2 separate regions of the Homo sapiens genome follow, and region 1 is linked to region 2. Evidence: read pairs that join two places in POLR2A ChIA-PET (ENCODE). Cell type or tissue: PC-3. All regions are shown on one strand. Each heading gives the region's core, and the rest is flanking DNA. Links, peaks and the distances in the headings are about the cores only.

The links. ChIA-PET counts read pairs that join two places held together with the same protein. Peaks named below come from ENCODE experiments on the same cell type or tissue, not always from the same donor. Only the 100,000 strongest peaks of a DNase experiment are listed, where the experiment ranks them.
Region 1: POLR2A ChIA-PET joins it to region 2 with 8 read pairs; 9 of 35 experiments call an interaction of 5 or more read pairs at or near these places.

What each region holds. Positions count from the first base shown.
Region 1 is chr20:2,766,382-2,771,753 of GRCh38, reverse strand. No RefSeq gene overlaps it. Among named protein-coding and RNA genes, the nearest start is that of CPXM1, 32 kb to the left of the region's middle. In PC-3, for the core only: no CTCF peak of the experiment used is centred there; a DNase peak (open chromatin) is centred at 3,253; H3K4me3 peaks cover 822 bases.
Region 2 is chr20:2,708,368-2,713,739 of GRCh38, reverse strand. EBF4 (EBF family member 4) reads right to left here. Exons shown (of 17, transcript NM_001395167.1): 6 at 4,098-4,166. Among named protein-coding and RNA genes, the nearest start is that of EBF4, 18 kb to the right of the region's middle. In PC-3, for the core only: a CTCF peak has its summit at 285 (motif pointing left); no DNase peak of the experiment used is centred there; H3K27me3 peaks cover 3,490 bases.

The DNA of each region.
Region 1 (5,372 bases), core at 148-5,147, 58 kb before region 2:
AGGCCCCTTTGCTGGCTGACACAGATGGATGGCTCAACTCTCTGCCCGGTCTTCACTGGCACTGCTCTGGTGATGGTCGTTGGGGAACCTCACTGCAGCCTTGGGAGGGTGGAATTTAGGCTCCCCACTGCGCCTTTGCTGTGCGGATGTAGGTGGGGTCTCAGTTTATTCTGTGGGGCTTGGCTGAAGTAAAGTGGTTTTTGTGTCTCGGTTTCAGCCTTACTAGGTTGCTGTTCACTTGGTCCTTTGGCTAGAGGAGCAGGTTTTTATTGGAGCTTTTTTTTATTTTTTGGCATGCCATGGCATTGCTGTGTTGCCAGTTTCTTAAGTTCCAAATCTAGGATATGTGGAACAGAAAGAAAACCCAGGGGATTCTCTGCCATGTCTTTCCTGGGGTGCAGAGGCCTCTAAATCATCTGCCTCTTTTTCTCCCCCATTCAGAACCCTTTTCTCCCCCCAGAATCTGTTTATGCTTGTTTTATATATAATGTCCAGGGTTTTATTTTTCATTTTTATTTATTTATTTTTTTAAGCAACAAGGTCTCGCTGTTGCTCAGGCTGGAGTGCAGTGGTGCTACTATAACCTCAAACTCTTGGCCTCAAGCCATCCTCCAGCCTCAGTCCCGAGTAGCTGGGACTACAGGTGCGCACTACTGCGCCTGGCTAATTTTTCTTTTGTAGAGTCAGGTGGTCTCACTATGTTGCACTGGCTGGTCTCGAACTCCTGGCTTCAAGTGATCCTCCTACTTGGGCCTCCCAAAGTGTTGGGATTACAGGCGTGAGCCATCCAGGGTTTTAAATTAGACTTAGCAGAAGAAATGGCAAACCTACATCATTCCATCTTCTGGGAAGTCTCTACTTTTCTTGTTTTGTTTGTCTTTGGAGCATGAGGTGCTTTTCACACGTTTTCTTTTCTCTTCAGCTTCCTCCACCTCCTGTCATATTTCCAGTGGGGTGCCTCTTTCTGGGGCTCACCCTCCCAGAGGACACTGCTGTCCTTCCTCTCTGGGCACTGGATTGAGTCCCTTGGACTTCCCTTCGCCACTTTGTTCTAATTTCTGTGAGCTTCCCCTACTTAGTCAGTAGTGTCCCTATTGCCTAAGGGAAATTAGTGTTGCTGCCGGGCATTGCAGAGGGAGAAACAGAGCAGACTCAGAGTTTTTGTTTTGTTTGGGAAACAGACTCCTTTTTTTTGTTTTTGTTTGTGTTTTGTTTTGTTTTGTTTTGTTTTGGAGACAGAGTCTTGCTCTGTCACCGAGGCTGGAGTGCAGTGGCGTGATCTCGACTCACTGCAACCTCCGCCTACCGGGTTCAAGCAGTTCTCCTGCCTCAGCCTCCCAAGTAGGTGGGATTACAGGCACGCCCCACCCCGCCCGGCTAATAGTTTTTTATTTTTAGTAGAGATGGGGTTTCACCATGTTGGCCAGGCTGGTTTCCAACTCCTGACCTCAAGTGATCAGCCCGCCTCGGCCTCCCAAAGTGATGGGATTATAGGCATGAGCCACCGCACCTGGCCTGGAAACAGACTCTTGAGTATGAAAATGGAAGGCCACAGGGAAGCAGGAGCAGATGCCAAGGCGATATCTTGGAAAGAGACTAGAGCAACAGCAAGACTGCCAGCCCTCACCCTACCTTAGGGACTGGCTCAGCGTCACTGATCTGGGAGGTAGAAGAGAAGGGAAATGGGGTTCAGCCTGGGTAGGGGGTAGGTGGGAGGACAGGCAGAAGAGCGAGTCAGCTTTTAGAGACATCCAAGGCAATGATGGGTGTCCCGAGCCAGCAGAGCTGATGTGGACAGCACCTATGGCCCTCCCAAGCAGTGACTATGATTGAGTCAACTGCGTGCTTGCTGTGTGTGTCCACCTCTGCTGCACAGCTCTGTTGAGCATCACCTGATCTCCCTGAGTGGATTCCTGCCCTTTGTTTGTCAATGGCCCAGGACATTCCCTATAAGCCCTACTTGAAACAGAAGGGGAGTCCTTGCCACCCAAGAAGTAGGGCTGGTATAAAGACGGGCGTCGCTCCTGGTCTCGGATTTACTAGGTAGAGGGGTGCAGTGGAGGCTCTTAGAGTTCCACCAGATCCTTACCAGCCAGTGTGCTCATCCCCAACTGGGGTGAGTGTTGGCTGCTGACAGCTCACAGCTGCCCCCTTCTCCCAAGTATTGTCCTTGGCCAAATGGGAGCTGCTTTGCCCAGGAGGTTTCACTCTCCACTCTCCTCTGGCAGCCTCCAACCAGTGGCTGACAGGCTCAGGGATATTAGAGGCATCTCCTTGTCATGGCAGGGTCCAACTGAGGTGCCCTTCATGCTTAGGCTCCGCGTGGGACTGTGCTAGCCTCCTGCAGAGACTTGCCCAGCTCTTTCCCCTACCCTGTTCTGCTTTCTTCTCTCCTTTTTGTCCAGAGAGCCCTTTCATGTGCACACAAATCCCCATTTCAGGCTCTGCGTCCAGGGAACCCCCGCTAAAATAATGGGCTGATGGTATGGGCTGAACAAATTGTGGATCTGGCTGGACACAGTGGCTCACATCTGTAATCTCAGCACTTTGGGAGGCAGAGGTAGGAGGATTGCTTGAGGGCAGGAGTTCAAGACTATCCTGGGCAACATAGTGAGACCCCTGTCTCTACAAAAAATAGAAAAATTAGTCGGGTATGGTGGCACATGCCTGTAGTCCCAGCTACTCAGGAGGCTGAGGTAGGATTGCTTGAGCTCAGGAGGTCGAGGCGGCAGTGAGCTGAGACAGTGCCACTGTACTCCAACCTGGGCAACAGAACAAGACCCTGTCTCAAAAAAAAAAAAATTAAACTCTGGCTCTAACAGCAACGTAGCCCCATCCCACCGGGCTGTGTTAAGGGAAGAAGAGGTCTTGCCAGAGCTCTTTCTCCTCCCCTGGCAGCTCCTGCTTTATGCCCACACCCACACAGGCACACACTCCTCCCCGCACCCCCTCCCCACCATGTCTTCTCCTGCACAGCTGCTTCCCAGAGGAAGTGGGTTGAGGAATTCTGTCAACCTTCACACTTGATGATAGCCTTTTACACTTTCAGTTGAGACCAAAAGAGATGCTGCCCCGTCCTCACTCAACAAGGGACAGAGAGATGCCCAGAAGTCTCTCGGTACCTGCTCCTGGCCCCACCTGACTCTGTAGGGCTCTGTGTTGTGGAACCTGCAGGGGCACCATGGACAGACCTGCCAGGTTTGGGCCTGCTCAGCCACTCGACCACATTCCACCGGCAGCCACAGTTTGTCTTGGCAAGGTCAGCCTCCAGGCCCAGCTCCAGGAAGGCCCTGGGGAGCAGCCCAGACAAACCAGCTTTCACCACAGAAGCCAGCGCTGGCTGGGCTTGAGGCAGTGCCAGCCTGAGAGTGGCTGGAGCCTCCCCCACCCACCTAAAGGTGAACTCAGTTCTGGGTGAGCGGGTGGGTGCGTGGAGGGGGCAGGCTCCTACATGGGTGGAACCCCCAGAGAGGCAGCAGGGGCAGGAGCCAAGCCAGAGGGTTTTTCTGCCCTACACGAATCAGCCCTTCAGGAACTGGACTCATGGGATGACTGCCCGGAGCTGCGGCAGCCTAGCCCGAGCCTCCTCCTCACACCCCACCAGATGAGGGTGCATCAGGGCAGCGCTCGCTCCCAGGCTGGCAGGGGAGGGGCAGGAGAGGCTTTGGAGAATGAAGATGCTGGGATGCTGAGCCCCAGGGAACAGCAAATCTGCTACTGGACGGCCAGCTTTCCTTCCCCCATAAACACTTGGCGCCTTCTCTCTCAAGGAATAAAATACTCAAAAAGGAATGTATACAAATAAAACCGTCTTGTTGCTGTTCCTGCCCTGCTAGGCAGCCTCTCCTGCATCTTTAGAGCCATGAATTCTCTTCCGTTCTGTCTCCAGTGGGGGTCTCTGAGACCCTCCTACCCATTCTGCTTGGCAGTCTCTGCAGCTTCAAACCCAGGACCTCCCACCCTCCTGAGGCTGCCACTCTGTGACCCCCTGCCAAGGTGAGGCAAGGAGGGAAGCTTTGAGTATCTTCACCTTTGGAAGTGAGTGGTCAGGGGCTCCTGAACAGAGGACTCACGAGGACTGTTCTGGATTTCCAACAGAGGGGACCCAGAGCTAAGGAGCCCAGCTGGGTTTGAATCTTAATGGTTAGAATAGAATGGTAAAAGATGGGTTAGAGTCAAAGTAGAATGACTTAGTGAGAGATTAATTTGTGTTTGTTCTTGTGTTTTTCCCTCCACTGCTCCTAGAAGGTAGCCAAAGCCAGTGTAGCAGTGTGAGGTACCGAGGTGGTCTGCAGAAAGCCTAGCTCCTCCAGGAGAAGCGGGTAAGGGCGAGGGCCAGTGAGTGCCTTCTTAGAGAGTAGTGCAGAGAGAGAAAGAGAAAATGGGCTCTGTGTTAATAATTGGTATACCCTGTATAAAGAATAAGGCCAGGCATGGTGGCTCATGCCTGTAATCCCAGCACTTTCGGAGGCCAAGGAGAGCAGATCACTTGAGGTCAGGGGTTCCAGACCAGCCTGGCCAACATGGTGAAAGCTCATCTGTACTAAAAATACAAAAATTAGCCAGGCATGGTGGTGTGAGCCTGTAATCCCAGCTACTTAGGAGGCTGAGGCGAGAGAATCACTTGAACCAGGGAGGGGAGGTTGCAGTGAGCTGAGATCGTGCCATTGCACTCAAAAAAAAAAAAAAAAGAATATATGGCCATTTACAATTAAACATACAATTAGCTAAAGCAGTGGCTTAAAATTAGACATGTAATTAATATAATTCAGCACATTAACGAAATAATGGAGAAAGTAATTTGATTACTTAATACATGAAGAAAAATATTTCACAAATTTTGGCATCTATTTATAATTTTTAAACATTTTTAGAAAATTAGGAATAGAAGGATATCTATAAACCAAATACGATGCTTAATGATGGAATATTAAAAGTTTGCCCTCCAGAATCAGGAGCAAAACAAAGATGTCCACTCTCACTACTTCTATTCAACATTGTATTGGAGGTTGCAGCCAGTGCATTTAAGCAAGAAAAATAAGTAAAAATAAAAAAGTAAGGACTGCAAGTGAAGAAATGAAACTGTCCTTTTTTTGCAGATGACATAACTATGTAGCTAAGAAAATTCAAGATAATCTAAGGATAAGTGGCTAAGCAAGATTGCTGGATACAAGGTAATTATACAAAAATCCATTGTTTCTATATATTCACAACAAATAAAATTAAGAAAATGATACTATTTATAATATCACAAAATAATCAAATAGAAATAAATGAAATAGGTGCAAAACTTTCATACAGAAGTCTATAAAACATTATTAAGAGAAGTCTTAAAAGATCTAAATAAATGGAGGGATATACAATATTCATAG
Region 2 (5,372 bases), core at 98-5,097:
CGTCTCTTTACCCAGCTTAAATCCTTCCATTTTTAAAAAATAAATATCCCTTGCACATACATTTCAGTCTCTTGCCCTCTCATGTTTCCTTCTACTCAACTGACAAACCTCTAACTCTGGTTTTATGCAACCACTCACCTGTTCTGCACCTGCACCTGTGCAGCTCAACATGGCTGGAGAAAGTTATCACCAAATTTATGATCATAAACGTCAAGGGTACCCTCAGTGCCGCTTGTCAATCACATGACATTCATCCCCCTGGTTCACTCACTCTCTTGGATAACTATATCACGCCCTCTAGTGTCTCCCTCTCTATCCTTATCTTCCACTGTTGACCTTGGTTCTCAGTTCATGGAGAAAACAAAGCAATCAGAAGACAACATCCAAGCTCCCACTTGGATATACCCATTTATCCACTTCTGTGTCCATGTCTCTGTCTTCCCTGCTTTTCCATGGATGAACTGTCTATGCTCCCAGCTAAAACCAGCCTCTCTACCTATGCACTAGGTCACATCCCTTTTGCCACCTGAAGGATATTGCTTCAGCAATTCTCCCCTCTCTCTTGCATCCTCATTTTCCCCTTCCCTCCTGGCTGTTTCTCGTCAGCATATGAGCAAGCTGTATTTTTTCTTGGCACTACACAGTGCTCCAGACATCATCTGATTCCTTTGATTTCTTTAGAGCAAAACTCAAAAGAGTTCCTCTACTCACTGTCTCCAATCTCTCTCCTCCTGTTCTCTCTTAGACACAATTCTATCAGTCTTCTGCCCCTCAACTCCACTGAAATGACTCCCGTGACAGTCACCAATATCCTCCTCATTGCTAAATCTAATGGTCAGTCCCTAGTCTTTGTTATCATACCCATGAGCAGCACTGGACACAGATGCCTCCTTCTTGGAACATTTTCTTATCTTGGCTTCAGGACACGACACTCCCCTGACTTCCCTCTTACCTTGCTGGTCACTTCTTCTCATTCTCCTTTGCTGGTTCCACATCTCCATGACCTCTAAATACTAGACACCTCAGGATTCAGTTCTTAGGCCTCTTCTGTTTGCTATCAACACTCATCCCCTCGATGATTTCATTCATTCAAATTTACATCTGCAGCCTGAACCTTTCTCTTGAGTCCCATCCTCATGTTTTCTGTGGCTTTTTCAGCTCCTCACTTGGATGTTTAGTGAGCATCATAAACATAACATGCTCAAACCAAACTCCAGATCTTTCTCCTCCAAAACCTGCTCTTCCCCAAATCACACCCTTCTCAGGAAACTCCATCCTTCTAAGTTGATAGGTCAGAAACCTTGGAGACATCTTTGAGTCTTTGACTCTCTCTCTCTCCTTCCATAACAAATCCTGTCAGTCCTGCCTATGAAATGAAATGTACACAGAATGCAGCCGCTTCTTACAACCTCCCCTATAGCATCCCTAGTCTCAGCTTCCATCATCCTTCACCTGGGCTATTGTACTGGCTTCCTAACTCATCTCCCTGCCTTGTACAGGTCATTGTCAATATGGCAGCTAGAGTGATCTTGCTAAAATATAAGGCAGGTCTTATCATTCTCAACACCCCTCAATGGCTTCCATGTCCTGCCAAAGCCCTTACAATGACCCACAAGTGTGGCCTCCATGCAGCCTATAAGACCCTGCATGGTCGTGCCTTCCTCTGCCCCATTCATTATTCCTGACATCATTTCCTCCTACTACCTTCCTTGCTCCAGCCACCTGGGCCTCCTTGTTTTCCCTTAAACACAGCAGGCACACTCTTGCCGAGAATATTCTTCCCCCAGATACATAAATACATCGCTCACTCTCTTACTTCCTTGAGGTCTTGGCTCAAATGTCATCTTTTCAGTGAGACCTTAAATACCCTAAAGCTTCAAACCTTCCTTCCTAGGCACTCCCAGATCTTCCTCAATGGCTTTATTTTTCTTAGCTGTTATCACCATCTAACATGCTATGTATTTTTTTCATTTAGTTTGTTAATGTCTATTTCCCCTACCAGATTGTAAGCCCGTGAACACAAGGCTTTTTGTCTATTTTGGTCATTGCTTAATCCACAGCATGTAGAAAAGTTCTTAGCACAGAGTAGATGCTCAAGAATTGTTGATTGAACAAATAAACAAAAATACTTAATTGGCCAGAGTGTAAGGAATAGGCATTCTCAAAATTGCTGGTTTCAATGCTGTTGGTATAACCCCTACAGAGATCGAATTGGCAGTAGCTATCAAAACTACAAATGCACATATTCTTTGTCCCAGCAATTCTACTTAGTAATAGCCTTCATATAAATTTACACGTGTGAAATGGCACATGGACAAAGTAATTCACTGCAGCATTTTTAAATCCCTGAAAAGGGATGAAAACAACCAAAATGTCCAGCAATATCTGACTATTTAAATAAATTATGGCATACCCATACAATGAAATATTTTGCAGTGGCAAAAAAGAATAAGGAGACTTCTTGTGTCCTGATGTAAACTCCCAGATCTAAATTTTTCAAGGAAAAAGAAAGGTGCTGAAAGTTCTGCTTCCTGCCACCATTTTAATTTTAATTTAATTTTATTATTATTATTATTATTATTATTATTATTTTAGACAGGGTCTCACTCTGTTGCCCAGACTGGAGTGCAGTGGCACAATCACAGCTCGCTGCAGTCTAGACCTCCTGGGCTCAGGTGATCCTCCCACCTCGGCCTCCTGAGTAGCTGGGACCACAGATGTACACCACCATGCCCAGCTAATTTTTGTGTGTGTATTTTTTGTTGAGATGGGATTTTACCCTGTTGGCCAGGCTGGTCTCAAACTCATGGGCTCAAGCAATCCCCCTGCCTCAGCCTCCCAAAGTGTTGGGATTACAGGCATGAGCCACTGCACTCAGCCACTGTCACCATTTTTATAAAAACAAAAGGAAAGGGTACAAAAAGAACATATAACTATTTTGTTGTATATGCACAGACTATCTCAGGAAGGATACAACAGAAACTGCTAATAGTGGTAGCTTATTTGGTGGGGAATGGATGGGTGGGAGACAGAGGTGGGAGACAGTTTGCTGTAAACCCTTTTAAGCTTCTTGAATTTTTGCACCTATGAATGCTTTTTCTATTAAAAGGAGAATAAGATATGGTTTATGTTCCTGTGTGGAATATCTAAAATATATTGTTACCAAAAAAAAAAAACATGTACAGTATGCTCTACATAGGGGTGGAGGGAGACTTCCTTTTCATTATTTACTGTTTTGTACCATTTGAATTTTACACCTTATTTATGCATTTCCTCTTCAAAAAGAAGTAGGCCAGGCACAGTGGCTCATGTTTGTAATCCCAGCACTTTGGAAGGTCGAGGTGGGTGGATTGCTTGAGCCCAGGAGTTCAAGACCAGCCTGAGCAATATGGCAAAACCCGGTCTCTACAAAAAATACAAAAAATTAGCCAGGTGTGGAGGCGTGTCCTTGTAGTCCCAATTACCTGGGAGGCTGAGGTGGGAGGATCACCGGAACCTCGGAGATTGAGGCTGCAGTGAGCCATGACCACACCACTGCACTTTAGCCTGGGCGACAAAACAAAACAAACACACACACACAAAATAAAGAAATAGAAATCATGGTGTGCAAATGCACTTTTACATGCATCACCTCGACAATTCTATGACTGAAACCTGCCAGCTCTTTCCCCACTTTTCCAGTGAAAGAAACGAATGTTCAGAGAAGTCAGGTCAGACAGCACAGGGGTGAACTGGGAACCTGAGCCTGGTTTTTGCTGACATGACCACGCTGGCCACTCCACCTGGACGGTTCCTGAGTGCTGGTTCCTCCCCTCCCTTCCCACCCCCCTCTCAACCTCCCTGCCCTCCCTGGCTCCTTCTCTCAGGGAGTCGGGGAAAGCAGCTCCAGAAAGTTGGCCACCTGGGGCCTCACTCAGGGGCCACGGCTGGAGGCTCCCTGGTGCCTGGCAGTTTCCCTCTCTGCTCAGAGCCACCCAACCTGGTGCCCCGGGGGGGCTGCTCCGCTCCTCCCTTGAGCCTTGGTGCTCTGTGGTTGAAAACAGCTGCCCCTCCCCCACTCTCCTCTGAGCTTCCAGGCCCCCTCCCTGAGCCTGTACCTGTCAATGATGACGGGGTCTGAGGGCGTCTCATTCCGGTTGCCACAGCTCTTCCGGTCACAGCACCGGCTGAAGGAAAGATGAGGAAGGAGGGAAGGCAGAAGCCAAGGAAGGAGGGGGCCACGACAGTGTGTGAGTTGTGGGGGGCGCCCTGAGCTGAGGGTGCTGATGTCCTGTCTCTGGGTGTGGAATCCCTGGGCTGGAGGGGCTCACTCCCAGGGCTTGGGGGAGAAAGGCTGTGGGCTCCTCCGCAGGGACCCTGAGAGCCTAGCCTGGGGATGAGGCTGGCCAGAGACCCCTGCCCCAAAGGCACCTCGTTCCTGGAGGACCCAGGAAAGGGCAGGCTGCAGGTCACCTACAGGGTTTCTCTCTATGGAAGCACAGTCTACGCAGAGACAGGAGCTCAAACGGTGAGCTCATGAATGACCACAAAGTGAATCTTTTTTTCTTTTTTTTGAGACAGAGTCTCATTCTGTCACCCAGGCTGGAGTACAGTGACGTGATGTTGGCTCACTGCAACCTCTGCCTCCTGAGTTCAGGCAATTCTTGTGCCTCAGCCTCCTAACATAGCTGGGATTACAGGTGTGCACCACCACGCCTGGCTAATTTTTGTAATTTTGGTAGAGACGGGGTTTCACCACGTTGGCCAGGCTGCTTTTGAACTCCTGGCCTCAAGTGATCCGCTCGCCTCGGCTTCCTAAAGTGCTGGGATTACAGGCGTGAGCCATTGTGCCTGGCCAATGGATGGCCACAAAGTGAATCTGCCCATGAAAGCAGCATCCACACCAAGAAGTGCTGCGTGGCCAGCAGCCCAGATGCCGGTCATGCCTCTTCCTTGTCACTCCCTTTTCCAAGGGTAGCCACAGTTCCAACCACAGATTTATTTAATTTAAATTTATTTTACTTTATTTATTTTTTTAGAGACAGGGTCTGGATCTGTCACCCAGGCTAGAATGCAGTGGTGCAATCATAGCTCACTGCAGCCTTGAACTCCTGCGCTCATGCCTCAGCCTTCCTGCCTCAGCCTTCCAAGTAGCTGGGATTACAGGCGCCTGGCTACCAACCACAGATTTCAGAACCCTGTTCTCTTTTCCATGCATCAGGAACTGCCTCCGAGGACCCTGTACGACTGGCATCTCTTGGGGAGACCTTACTAGAAATGCCAAGCTCTGGGATAATGGGGAAAAGGGAGCCAAGGGCTGTGCACCCCTTCACTCCCACCCTGCCCTGCCAGAGAGCTGCCCTAGGATTCAAAATTTCCTCAAAGATTAGCTT